Linked DNA regions of Homo sapiens: region 2 is linked to region 1. A link is an interaction called in ENCODE POLR2A ChIA-PET data of the cell type or tissue named here. Cell type or tissue: PC-3. All regions are shown on one strand. Each heading gives the region's core, and the rest is flanking DNA. Links, peaks and the distances in the headings are about the cores only.

Region 1 (6,055 bases), core at 2,395-4,894:
GTGGGTGCCTGCGGAGACTCGCTGGAGCAGGGTTGGAGGATGCCTAGTAGGTGTCCACTGGAGACTTGCTTGGTGTTTGGGGAAAATCCCCACACACATTTTGGTGACCAGAGATGAAGTATTCCATGTTGGATGTTGACTGTTGAGTGTGTGAGAGCAGGGAAAACACTGTTTTTTTTTCCTGTCTCAGACACCAGCCCAGCCCTGGAGTCAGCCGTGTCTCCCAGGAACCTGGTTCCTTGTGTTGGGGGAATGGCATCAGAGACCAAGACATGGGGGCCAGGCACGCTTGTTGCTGCTGTGGTATACATTCACAAACGTTAACAAATATTTTTATTTTTACTTATTTATTTATTGAAGATGGGGTCTCGCTCTGTTGCCCAGGCTGGAGTGCAGTGGCATGATCTCAGCTCACTGCAATCTCCGCCTCCTGGGTTCAAGAGATTCTCTTGCCTCAGCCTCCTGGGTAGCTGGAATTACAGGCACGCAGCACCACACCCAGCTAATTTTTCTATTTGTAGTAGAGACAGAGTTTCACCATGTTGGTCAGGCTGGTTTCAATCTCCTGACCTCGTGATTCACCTGCCTCGGCCTCCCAAAGTGCTGGGATTACAGGCGTGAGCCACCACGCCCAGCTGGCTTTCTTTTTTTAAGTACAGAGTTTAAATTTGTAATGTTGTCACACAGTGGAAGTTCCCTGCTTTCAGTCCCTGAATAGCAAAGGCTATGCCTTGGCCATCGCTGCTGGAAGAGACACGGCTCAGTGTTGGATGAATGTCCTGACTGTTTTCGCCCCAGAGAATGAAAGGCGCCAACCGTCCTGGGAAAGGTGAGAAGTCAGCGTGGACAAGCTGGGGTGACCATCACTGCAGAGCTACAGGCCAGCGTCCTCTTCGTGTCCTAGGGCTCGTTTTGTTCCTGGTCCTGCAGGACAGCCTGGGGTCACCGTCACTGCGGAGCTACAGGCCAGCGTCCTCTTCGTGTCCTAGGGCTCGTTTTGTCCCTGGTCCTGCAGGACAGCCTGGGGTCACCGTCACTGCGGAGCTACAGGCCAGCGTCCTCTTCGTGTCCTAGGGCTCGTTTTGTCCCTGGTCCTGCAGGACAGCATGGCAGCGATTGACCGATTGACCATTAGGTGAGCTGCGCCTCTTTCTCTTTCGGCACAAATGTGGGAAGAAAGGGTTTATTTGTCGGTGAAATCCCTTTGGGCCCAACCCACAAGTGTCCTGTTCAGTGAGCCTGGTCCCCCCAGACACACACCACCATCCGCCCTCAGGTCCCTTTCAGCCACCTCAGAGGAGCAAACATCACGCCTGCCAGACTGCAGTGCTCAAGCCAGAGTTGGCCAAGAGCCAGCACCTCGCATGTGGCTCCCCCAGCTCCCACAGCACGGCAGGGGTCCCAGCAAAGTCTCCCCAGACAGGGTGACAGCCAGGCCTCTTTCGGGCTCCCCAGCCCCCTCTCCCTCCCGAGCTCTGTCCTTGTGGGGAGTCCTGTCCAAGGCCCTGCCTGGAGGTCTGGCTCTGGAGGCCCCGAGAAGGAGGCCACCAGACTCCCCCGGACCCCTTCTCTCACCTCCAGCCCTCGGTCTCCACATCTCTGACCTTGTCGTCTCCATTGGCTGCTGGGACTCCATGGATTCCCTCCAGAGACCACATAGGAGTGCTCCACAGGGGGATCGTGGACAGGCCACTTGGCTCTGCCTGGGGTGGCAGACACCTGCCCACGGGCACCAGTCCTGTCTGGGTATTCTCAGGCCCAGGGCAGCCCTGACTCATTGGCACAGAGAGTCAGACCCCAGGACATGTCCCCAAGGCACAGGGTCCTACGGTCCTGGCCACTCTGGGAATGGAGCCGTGGCCGCAGGGCAGGTGTGAAGCTCAGGCTGACGTGGCCCCGTGTCCTCTGACCCTTATGGTCACATTGCCTCTCTGGGCCTGTTTCTTTGTAAACTGGAGTATTTATTTTATTTTATTTTATTTTTTGAGTCAGAATCTTGCTCTGTCACTCAGGCTGGAGTGCAATGGTATGATCTCAGCTCACTGCAACCTCTGCCTCCTGGGTTCAAGCAATTCTCATGCCTCAGCCTCCCGAGTAGCTGGGACTACAGGCACCCGCCACCACACCCGGCTAATTTTTTGGTATTTTCAGTAGAGACGGGGTTTCACCGTGTTAGCCAGGATGGTCTCGATCTCCTGACCTCGTGATCCACCCGCCTCGGCCTCCCAAGGTGCTGGGATTACAGGCATGAGCCATTGCGCCCGGCCTTTTTTTTTTTTTTTTGGTATTTTTAGTAGAGATGGGGTTTCACCATGTTGCCCAGGCTGGTCTCAACCTCCTGGCCTCAAGCAATCCACCCACCTCGGCCTCCCAAAGTGCTGAGATTACAGGCGTGAGCCACCGCGCCCGGCCTGTAAACTGGCGTTTATAATGAAACCCACCTCGTAGGGCTACATACAATTGGCATGGAATGCTTTGCTCAGAAAGCTCCACCCACAACCATGCCCAAGGCTGGCATTGGTGTGACCTTGGTATTATCAAAACTACAGAGATTCATGGGTACGTTTGTGTGTGTGTTTTGAGACAGAGTCTTGCTCTGTTGCCCAGGCTGGAGTGCAGTGGCACAATCTCGGCTCACTGCAACCTCCACCTTCCAAGTTCAAGCAGTTCTCCTGCCGCAGCCTCCCAAGTAGCTGGGATTACAGGTGTGTACCACCACACCCTGCTAATTCTTGTAGTTTTAGTAGAGACAGGATTTCACCATGTTGGCCAGGCTGGTCTTGAACTTCTGACATCAAGTGATCCACCAGTCTCAGCCTCCCAAAGTGCTGGGATTACAGGTGTGAGACACCGCACCTGGTCTGTTTTTTTTTTTTTTTTTTTGAGACAGGGTCTTGCTGTCACTCAGGCTGGAGTGCACTGGCGCGATCACTGCTCCCTGCAGCTGTGACTTCCCAGGCTTAAGTGATCCTCATACCTCGGCCTCCTGAGTAGCTGGGACCAGAGGTGTACATCACCACACCCAGCTAATGTTTTAATTTTTTTTTTAGAGACGGGGTCTCCCTTTGTTGCCCAGGCTGGTCTCAACCTCCTGGGCCAAAGCGATCATCTCACGCTGGCCTCCCAAAGTGCTGGGGTGACAGGCTAGAGCTTCATGTTTTTGCCCCAGGAATCCCACATCTGGGGTTTAGTCCACAGACATACTTGCCCTCATGCAACGTGATGACCACACGACAAGGCTATGCACGTGCACCCTTTGCACCTGCGTGTGCCGCAGAGCCCTCCGCAGGCCCTGGACTGTCACACCTGCGGCAGCTCACTGCGCGCCCCGAAATACAGTGTCAAGAGGAGGAGACACCAGTGTGTAGTGTGTAGCCATCTGTGTAAAAGAAAAAAATGCATGTATGTCAACGTGTGCACCTGTTTACCGGAATTTTCACGAAATGATCTCTGGGAATATCCACAAGGTAACACTGTTTGCCCTTGGAAGCAGAGCCAGGGAACCTGAGCTGTGGGGGAAATGGGCATTCGCCCTCATATCTTCTGCATCTTTTGAATTTTGAACCATGTGCAGGAATGACCTAGTAGAAAGAAATAAAATGCAAATGTTTAAGGAATTGTCAGCTGGGTAGGAAGTGTTCTGGATTGATAAAGAGTTTTGAAACTAGGGAGTGGGCGTGGTGGCTCACATCTGTAATTCCAGCACTTTGGGAGGCTGAGGCGGGTGGATCACCTGAGGTCAAGAGTTTGAGACCAGCCTGGCCAACATGGCGAAACCCCATCTCTACTAAAAATACAAAAATTAGCTGAGCGTGGTGGCACATGCCTGTGATTCCAGCTAGTCAGGAGGCTGAGGCAGGAGAATCGCTTGAGCCCAGGAGGCAGAGGTTGCAGTGAGCCGAGATTGTGCCACTGCACTCCAGCCTGGGAGACACAGCGAGACTCCGTCTCAAAAAAAAAAAAATTTATTTTTTATTTATTTATTTTTTTGAGACGGAGTCTCGCTCTGTTGCCCAGACTGGAGTGTAGTGGTGCAATGCAATCTCGGCTCACTGCAACCTCTGCCTCCCGGGTTCAAGCCATTCTCCTGCCTCAGCCTCCCGGGTAGCTAGGATTACAGGTGCATGCCACCACACCCAGCTAATGTTTTATATTTTTGGTAGAGACAGAGTTTCACCATGTTGGCCAGGCTGATCTCAAACCCCTGACCTTGTGATCTGCCTGCCTTGGCCTCCCAGAGTGCTGGGATTACAGGTGTGAGCCACCACGCCTGGCAAGAGTTTTGAAACCAGAAACGGGGGTCACACGGCACTCTGAGTGCGACAGATGCCGAGTCGCTCACTTGGAAATGGCTCATCCTGTTATGCGAATTTCTTCCCAAAAAAAATAATAAAATGAAAAGGGGCCACGTGCAGTGGCTCATGCCTGTGATCTCAACACACTGGGAAGCTGAGCAGGGAGGATTGCTGGAGCCCAGGAGTTCAAGACCAGTCTGGGCAACAAAGGGATATTCCATCTCTACAAAAAATTAAAACAGTAGCCGGGTGTGGTGGCGCGTGCCTGTAATCCCAACTATTCAGGAGGCCAAAGTGGGGAAATTGCTTGAGCCCCGGAGTTCAAGGCTGCAGTGAGCTGTGATTGTGCCACTGCACTCCAGTCTGGGCAACACGATGAGATCCTGTCTCTAAATAAATGAATAAGTAAAAAGAAACGCAGCTGGTGCCATCCGCCCTGGGAAGTGGGTATCTGCAGAAGGGTTGAAGGGAAGCAGGGCCCCTCCAGAAGACCCTGCTCTGAGTCTGTGCATCCAAGAAGGGGTCAGAGTTGGAGAGTCCCCACGGCCCCTCCCTTTGTCTCCCTGCTGCTGTGGGGCTGGGGAGGGGAGGTGGGGGAGGGAGAGGAGGGGAGAGAGGGAGGGAGAGGAGGGAGGGGAGGGAGAGGAGGAGGGGAGGGAGAGGAGGAGGGGAGGGAGAGGAGGAGGGGAGGGAGAGGAGGAGGGGAGGGAGAGGAGGAAGGGAGGGAGAGGAGGGAGGGGAGGGAGAGGAGGAGGGGAAGTGTGAAGCAAATAAACACGCGGGCAGGGTGAGGTTCTTTTTTGTCTCTTTAAAATCATTTTTAAAAAGTTACAAAACAATATCATTCATCATATATTCTTATTTTCCTTTTTTTAAAAAATTAAAGTAATAAAAAAGTCACTTTATAAAATAATATAAAAGGGCTTGATGGGTGGGGCCGGTGGGTGCTGTCTGAGCTGGTGGACTGAGGAATCCAGTGCTTCTCTTCTGGCTACCCCCTCGTTGTCAGGAAGGACCCCCAGGCCACAGATGGGGATGACAGCAGGTCCCTTGTCTCTGGCTGGGCTGTGGGAGAGGGGCAGGGAAAGCCGGGGCAGGAGGGCAGTGGGCAGACCCAGACAGGGGGGACGGCTGGGGCCCTGTCCCGAAGAGACGGGAGGGCCTGCTGGTGGGGGGTGAGGTGGCACTGGGGCAGCGGGTGTCTGGGCCCCTCAGTGCCGGCTCCTCCTCCAGACAGTCTGCCTAGCTTCCGTTGCTCAGCATCCCCAGCAGCTCACTGGGCTCCAGTCCCTGCGGCTGGGCCACCGTCTGCATGTCGAAGCCCATGTGCATGAGGAACTGGGCCACGTTCATCTCTTGCCCCGTGAACTGGTCTCGGACGGTGGGGCATGAGGGGTTGCAGTGGGGCCAGGGGCAGCTGTCCACCAGGTGGACGGGGCAGCCCTTGAGGGGGGTCTTGCTGGCCTTGTGGCTGTCATGGAGGCTCCTGTCCCAGCAGTGCAGTGCTCGGGGCAGCGACGTCCCCTTCACCTGGACATCCGTCCAGTGGCTGCAGAGGAAAACCGGGGGAGGGGGTCACATGTGCGGAGTGGCATCAACACTGAGGCAGCTGTTTTTTTTTTTGAGACCAGCCATGGCAGGATCTCGGCTCACTGCAGCCTCCGCCTCCCGGGTTCAAGCGATTCTCCTGCCTCAGCCTCCCGAGTAGCTGGGATTACAGGCGTGTGCCACCGAGACTGGCTAATTTTTTGTATTTTCAG
Region 2 (6,055 bases), core at 1,502-4,001, 220 kb before region 1:
CCGAGAAGTGGATGTGAAGTCACTCTGTGCATCTCCGCCCCTTTCCCACCCATTGGCCCTTGCCCTGCTCAGGGTCCCACGCTCTTCCCTCCTCCTGCCCCTCGTGGCCCCTCCTGTCTGCCCTGGCCCCCCCACACATCCAGGGGGCAGTTTGCTTCCTCCACTGACCTCCCCTCTCTGTGACATTATCTGTTTTTACAAACTTCAGGCATCTAAGCCGGGCACATTGGCCCAAGCCTGTAATCCCAGCACTTTGGGAGGCCGAGGCAGGCGGATCACTTAAGCTCAGGAGTTCGAAACCAGCCTGGCCAAGATGGTGAAACCCCATCTCTACTAAAAATACAAAAGATTAGCCGGCTGTGATGACGCGCACCTGTAATCTCAGCTACTCGGGAGGCTGAGGCACGAGAATCGCTTGCACCCAGGAGGTGGAGGCTGCAGTGAGCCGAGATCACGCCAGGGCACTCCGGCCTGGGCGACAGAGTGAGACTTCGTCTCAAGAAAAACCAAAAATCCAAAAGAACTACAGGCATCGGCTGTGTCCCCACTAGGAAGCCGGAGGGGAGCAGGGCTGGGTGTGTCTTCTCTGGCTGCGTCCCTGCGGCCACAAGGCCTGTTCTTCCTCTGTGCCCCGCCTGCCAAGGACCCAGCCTTGTGAAGGATGGATGAATGAATCATTGAGCAAATGAATGAGTGTGTGAACAGGTGAGTGAGGAGAAGCCGGCAGAGGCGGTGGGGTGGATGGTCCACCCGGCTGGCCAGCGGCCTGTCACTCCCTGAGTGGCCTCTGGGTGGCAGCCATGTGGCGCTGTCGGCTCAGGAAGGCTTGGTGCTGGAATGGGGCTGGGACATGGCCAGCCAGGCAGGGTGAGGAGGGTGGCAGCGCCCAGTGCAGCCTGGACAGATGGGGTTCTGCCCGGCAGGGCTGGCATGGGGGCTTCTTTATGCCAAGCCAGCCCTGGGGGAGGCCTCGGCTGTCCAGGGTGAAACAGGGTCAGGGTGATCAGGCTCGGTTTGTGGGGGCGGCCTGTCCTGCTGGAGGGTCCTCCTCACCCAACCCCAGCCTGCTGCAGGCTGTCTGCAGGGGAGATGGCAAAGACGGTGTTGTCCAGTTTGCTTGGGACATGAATGGTCTGGCAAATACGCAATGACACAGCTCTGGGGTCCAGATCCGGCCCAGGCGGCCGCCTGACAGAGGAGGTGCCCACAGAGCTTCCGTGAGAGGGCAGCCCAGGCCCAAGCAGCACTAGAACCCCGGCTTTGGGCTTTTGGGGACTTAGCCGGCCCCGGGGCCAGGGGTAGGATCAGGTTTCCACAGGCCAGACGGCCCCGCACAGTCACCACCGTCACCGTCACCATCACCCGGTGCTGGGCGGGCACCATGTGGACTCCACTTGGCACTGGGCCGATGGGCGGATGCCAGAGCCAGAGCAAAGGCCTCGTTAGCCCCTCGGGGAGGGCACGGCAGGGCCGGGCGACTCAGGAGGGCTGCGGGGTGACGTCTGATTGAGCCTGGAAGGACAGGCCGACCACAGGATGGAGGCCACAGCATCCTTCCCGGAGTCTGACCCCACGCTGGAGACAGAGGGGCTGGGCTGGGCTGGGCAACCTAGACCCGGGAGCCCATCTGTCCAGCCACCAGCGTCCGTCTGTCTGGGTCCCTGCTAGGGAGAGTCTGCAGCAGGGAGACCCCGGCAGCTTCGAGTATGGAGGGGAGACTCTGGCCGCCTGAGGTGAGTAACGTTGGGGGATGATTGTGGGGCTCCATTGGGACTTGGCAGGGCTCTGGGGGTGGGCACTGCAGGGGAAGCAGCTGCAGGCAGGGTGCAGAGGAGGCTCAGCTGAGTCTCCCGCGTGGGACTTCCAACCCCTCCAGGGTCTCTCCAACCCACTTCAGCTTGCAATCCACCCTCCTGCCCTGTGACCATGTGTGGTCACCCGCCCTCAGGGCACAAAAGGGGTCCAGCTCTATTTTCCAGGGACAACTCCAGACCCATGATCCCAGAAGCTTGGGGCCTGCCTTTATCCCAGCACCCAACCCCGAGAGCCCCCAGTGATGGAACTGGTGCAGCGGCCACCACTGCCCGGACCCGGGAGCAACACCGATGCCACACCTGGCGGCAGGAACAGGGCAGTGATGGGCTGTCTGCAAGGGGTCCCCCCTTCCGCAGCAGGTCTCTTGGCTGCAGCTCAGCCCCAGCCCCTGCGGTCCCCAGAGTCCCGGTCACTGGGGGCTCTGCAGGCCACCCTTCCAGGGGCATCCACCCACCCCCGAGTCCGGGTCAGGCAGAACCCAGGGCCCGCCGTCCCCTCCTGCAGGCTCAGGACCTCCTGGGGGGAGTTCCCTGTGTGATGCAGAGGGCACGCTCACCCTGCTGGGAAGGCTCACTGCTTCCCAAGGGGTCTGAGCTTTACTGGCACCTCACTGCAGTCCCTTCCCCGGGGAGACTCTGGGGCTTCCCCTGTGGGACCAGGCACCCGGAAAGGCAGCTCTGTCCCTGCTGAGTCACGCGCACCATCCTGCAGACGGGAGGGCATCTTCCTAGGCTTTCCTCCAGCCAAGAGTGGAGCTGGGACCTGGGAACCTCCCTGGAACCACCCCTGCTCTCCGGCAAGGCGTTCCACCAGCCTGTGTCTACACACGTAGCCCCGCAGAGCAGGCTTCGTGATGCCTGGAGACACCCACTTCCCCTTCCTTCTCCTGGGACTTCTCAGTCACACGGGCTGAGCTGCAGAGGGTGCGTGACCTGGGCTGAGCTGGTCTTTGGCAACTGGGGACTTTGGTTTGACGGTTGGTGGAGGGGAGACTCTCCTAACTTCCAGGGGTGTGAGTCGCAGGCGGTGCAGATGATAGGACAGTGGCCGTTGCCTAGGGCTGAAACCAACACAGCGGTGGGCGGAGCACAGGGAACTTCGGAGAGGGAGCCCGGCCCCCGAGTCAGCTGCTCCTGCGGGTGCTCCCCAAATCATCTAGTGATGTGATCCATTTGTCTTTCCAGCCCATTTCAGTTGAGTTTCCAATGACTTACAACCAATAATATCTCAACTGATACTTGGGCTCTTCAAGCACTAGAATTGTGGTGACGGCAGGAGCGTTAACACACTCTGGGGCGGGGCAGGGACTGCAGACTGAGCGGGCTCCAGGTGAATGCCAGCTTCCAGCCCTGCTGAGCCAGGCTGGGACGAACATGCTCACTAGGTCCGTCTCCACCTACTGTGGGCCAGCGCTGCGTGGCTCACTCCAGGGAAGACAGCAAGTTGGCTCAGCCGCTGCTGTGTGGCTGCTGCTCCCCTGAGTTTATGGCTGTCCATGGCATCTGCCAGGGTCCATCTGGTTTTTTGTGGGAATTGTGCCCGTGAATTTAACAAGGATTGATGGGCATTGCCATCTTGTCTTTTTTTTTTTTTTTAGACAGAGTCTCACTCTGTCGCCGAGGCTGGAGTGCAGTGGCACGATCTCGGCTCACTGCAACCTCTGTCTCCTGGGTTCACACGATTCTCCTGCCTCAGCCTCCCGAGTAGCTGGTATTATAGGCGCCCACCACCACACCCGGCTAATTTGTGTCTTTTTAGTAGAGACGGGGTTTCACCATGTTGGCCAGGCTGGTCTCGAACTCCTGACCTCAGGTGATCCGCCCGCCTTGGCTTCCCAAAGTGCTGGGATTACAGGTGTGAGCCACTGCACCTGGCCTATGTTTAATACTTTTTTAGAGATGGAGTCTCGCTCTCTGTTGCCCAGGCTAAAGTGCAGTGGCACGATCACGGTTTACTGCAGCCTTGACCTCCCAGGCTCAGGCGATCATCCCACCTCAGCCTCCCAATTAGCTGGGACCACAAGCACATACCACTGCACCTGGCTAATTTTTTATTTTTTATTTTTTTGAGACAGAGTCTCGCTCTGTCGTCCAGGCTGGAGTGCAATGGCTCAATCTCAGCTCATTGCAAGCTCCGCCTCCCAGGTTCTTGCCATTCTCCTGCCTCAGCCTCCCGGGTAGCTGGGACTACAGGCGTCCACCACCACGCCCAGCTAATTTTTTGTATTTTTAGTAGAGATGGGGTTTCACTGTGTTAGCCAGGATGGTCTCCATCTCCTGACCTCATGATCCGCCTGCCTTGGCCTCCCAAAATGCTGGGATTACAGGTGTGAGCCACCACACCTGGCCTAATTTTAAAATTTTGTAGTAGAGACAGAGTCTCACTATGTTGTCCAGGCTGGTCTCAAACCCCTGGTCTCAAGTAATCCTCCTGTTTTGGCTTCCCAAAGTGCTGGGATAACAGGTGTGAGCCGCTGTGCCTGGCCCATACTCACAGCTCACAAGTGACCTGTGTGGTTTCCTCTCTCCTTGTGTGGCTGCCTGAGACCAGGCTCAGGTCTGGAATGTCGGCAAGGAGTCACCCACTCTTCTTCTTCTTTTTTTATTTATTTATTTTTTGAGACGGAGTTTTGCTCTTGTTGCCCAGGCTGGAGTGCAATGGCGCAATCTTGGCTCACTGCAACCTCTGCCTCCCGAGTTCAAGTGATTCTCCTGCCTCAGCCTCCCGAGTAGCTGGGATTACAGGCATGCACCACCACACCTGGCTAATTTTGTATTTTAGTAGAGACAGGGTTCTCCATGTTGGTCAGGCTGGTCTCGAACTCTCAACCTCGGATGATCCACCCACCTTGGCCTCCCAGAGTCCTGGGATTACAGGCATGAGCCACTGTGCCCAGCAGGTCACCCACTCTTGTCTCTTTTGTGGCACTCCTGTGTGCCCATCCATTGCTCCCTCTATCCATCATAGCCTCTAGGGTGGCCCCACGAGCCCACTTGTGTTGGTGCCCCAGTGAGTTACCCCCACCTGGAGTGTGGGTGGGAGCGGGCTCCCTTCTATGAATAGGTTGTAGCCAAAGTGACGGGCTGTCCTTCCAAGGGGAGGTCACGCCAACACTGGGCTTCTGTTTTCCTCTCTCTCTCTTACACATTCTGAGCAGAGCTGGCTGCCAGGTGCTGAGCCGCCCCAAGAAAAAGCCCTCGTGGCAAGAAACTGAGGCCTCCAGCCAGCAGTCAGGGACCCGAGGCCTGAGACGGTGGAGGGTGAGCTTGCAAAGGGACCCCACAGTCGGGCCTTGAGAGGCCCACGGGCCTGGCCCACACCTCGGCTGCAGCCTTGTGAAGGTCCCTGAGCAGGGGACCCAGACTTCTGTCCTACAGAAACTTGGAGATAATAAATGCCTGCTCTTCTACGGCACTGAGTGTCGGGTGATTTGTTACGGGCAGTAGACAGCTAATACCTGCCCCTTAGGACACCAAGTCCTCGCCTCCTGGAGGCCCAAGCCCCAGGGAGCCATGCCTGACTTGCCGCCTGTCGATGGGCCACGCGTTCCTTGTTGATGCCATTCTGGGGTCCCCTCACCCTGACATACTAGGAGCCAGTTCCGAGGGAGGCTCTTCTGCCACCAACCCTGGCCCAGGGGGACACTGAGCTCCTTGATGCTGAGGGCCGGTGGTTCCTTATCGCCTGGCGACCAGCGTGTCCTCCGGGTCCTTTTCCAATACCAGCACCTCCCAGCTCAAAAACACAACCCAGCACTCCTGTTCCTCCGTCTCCCGGCCCTCCCTCGACACTGGGCCGAGGCAGCCTGTGCACCTGCCCCAAGCTCCCAGGAGCTGACCCAGCAGCGGATTCGGCCTGGTTCCCGGCATCCTTACCGGGATTTGGAAAATGCTCCTTTCAATCAATAAAGGCCCCACGCGGGCCTTCTTCCGCCCTCCCCTCCAGCATCCTCCATCTCCATTTCCACCCGTCCTCCCCGTCCTGCCAGGCCGCAGCTCCTTGCAGAATAACCCACACCCTCCAGTCGCAGGGACAGAACACCCTAGTTACTGGCCTAGAATTTTGCGGGGGACGAGGACAGGCAGACCCTAAGGAGGACACTCGCCTCAGGTGAGACCTTTGCAAGGTCCCGGCAGTGGGAGCCACTCCCGCCACTGCGGAGGGAACAGAGGGCAGGGATCTAAGAGGCTTCTACCCAAATACCGCATCCAGGTCATAGCGTCCCACCCCCCGCTGCCAC

Evidence for each region. Peaks named below come from ENCODE experiments on the same cell type or tissue, not always from the same donor. Only the 100,000 strongest peaks of a DNase experiment are listed, where the experiment ranks them.
Region 2: POLR2A ChIA-PET joins it to region 1 with 10 read pairs; 2 of 35 experiments call an interaction of 5 or more read pairs at or near these places.

Annotation. Positions count from the first base shown.
Region 1 is chr17:81,947,424-81,953,478 of GRCh38, forward strand. It overlaps NOTUM (notum, palmitoleoyl-protein carboxylesterase), which reads right to left. Exons shown (of 11, transcript NM_178493.6): 11 at 5,084-5,844. The coding sequence ends at 5,538. Among named protein-coding and RNA genes, the nearest start is that of MYADML2, 3.2 kb to the left of the region's middle. RefSeq lists an enhancer at 1,064-1,564. In PC-3, for the core only: no CTCF peak of the experiment used is centred there; no DNase peak of the experiment used is centred there.
Region 2 is chr17:81,733,118-81,739,172 of GRCh38, forward strand. It overlaps LOC105371929 (a long non-coding RNA gene), which reads left to right. Exons shown (of 3, transcript XR_935049.2): 1 at 1-705; 2 at 1,669-2,738; 3 at 4,973-5,229. Among named protein-coding and RNA genes, the nearest start is that of SLC25A10, 24 kb to the left of the region's middle. In PC-3, for the core only: no CTCF peak of the experiment used is centred there; DNase peaks (open chromatin) are centred at 2,644 and 3,154; H3K4me3 peaks cover 1,330 bases; H3K27ac peaks cover 1,524 bases.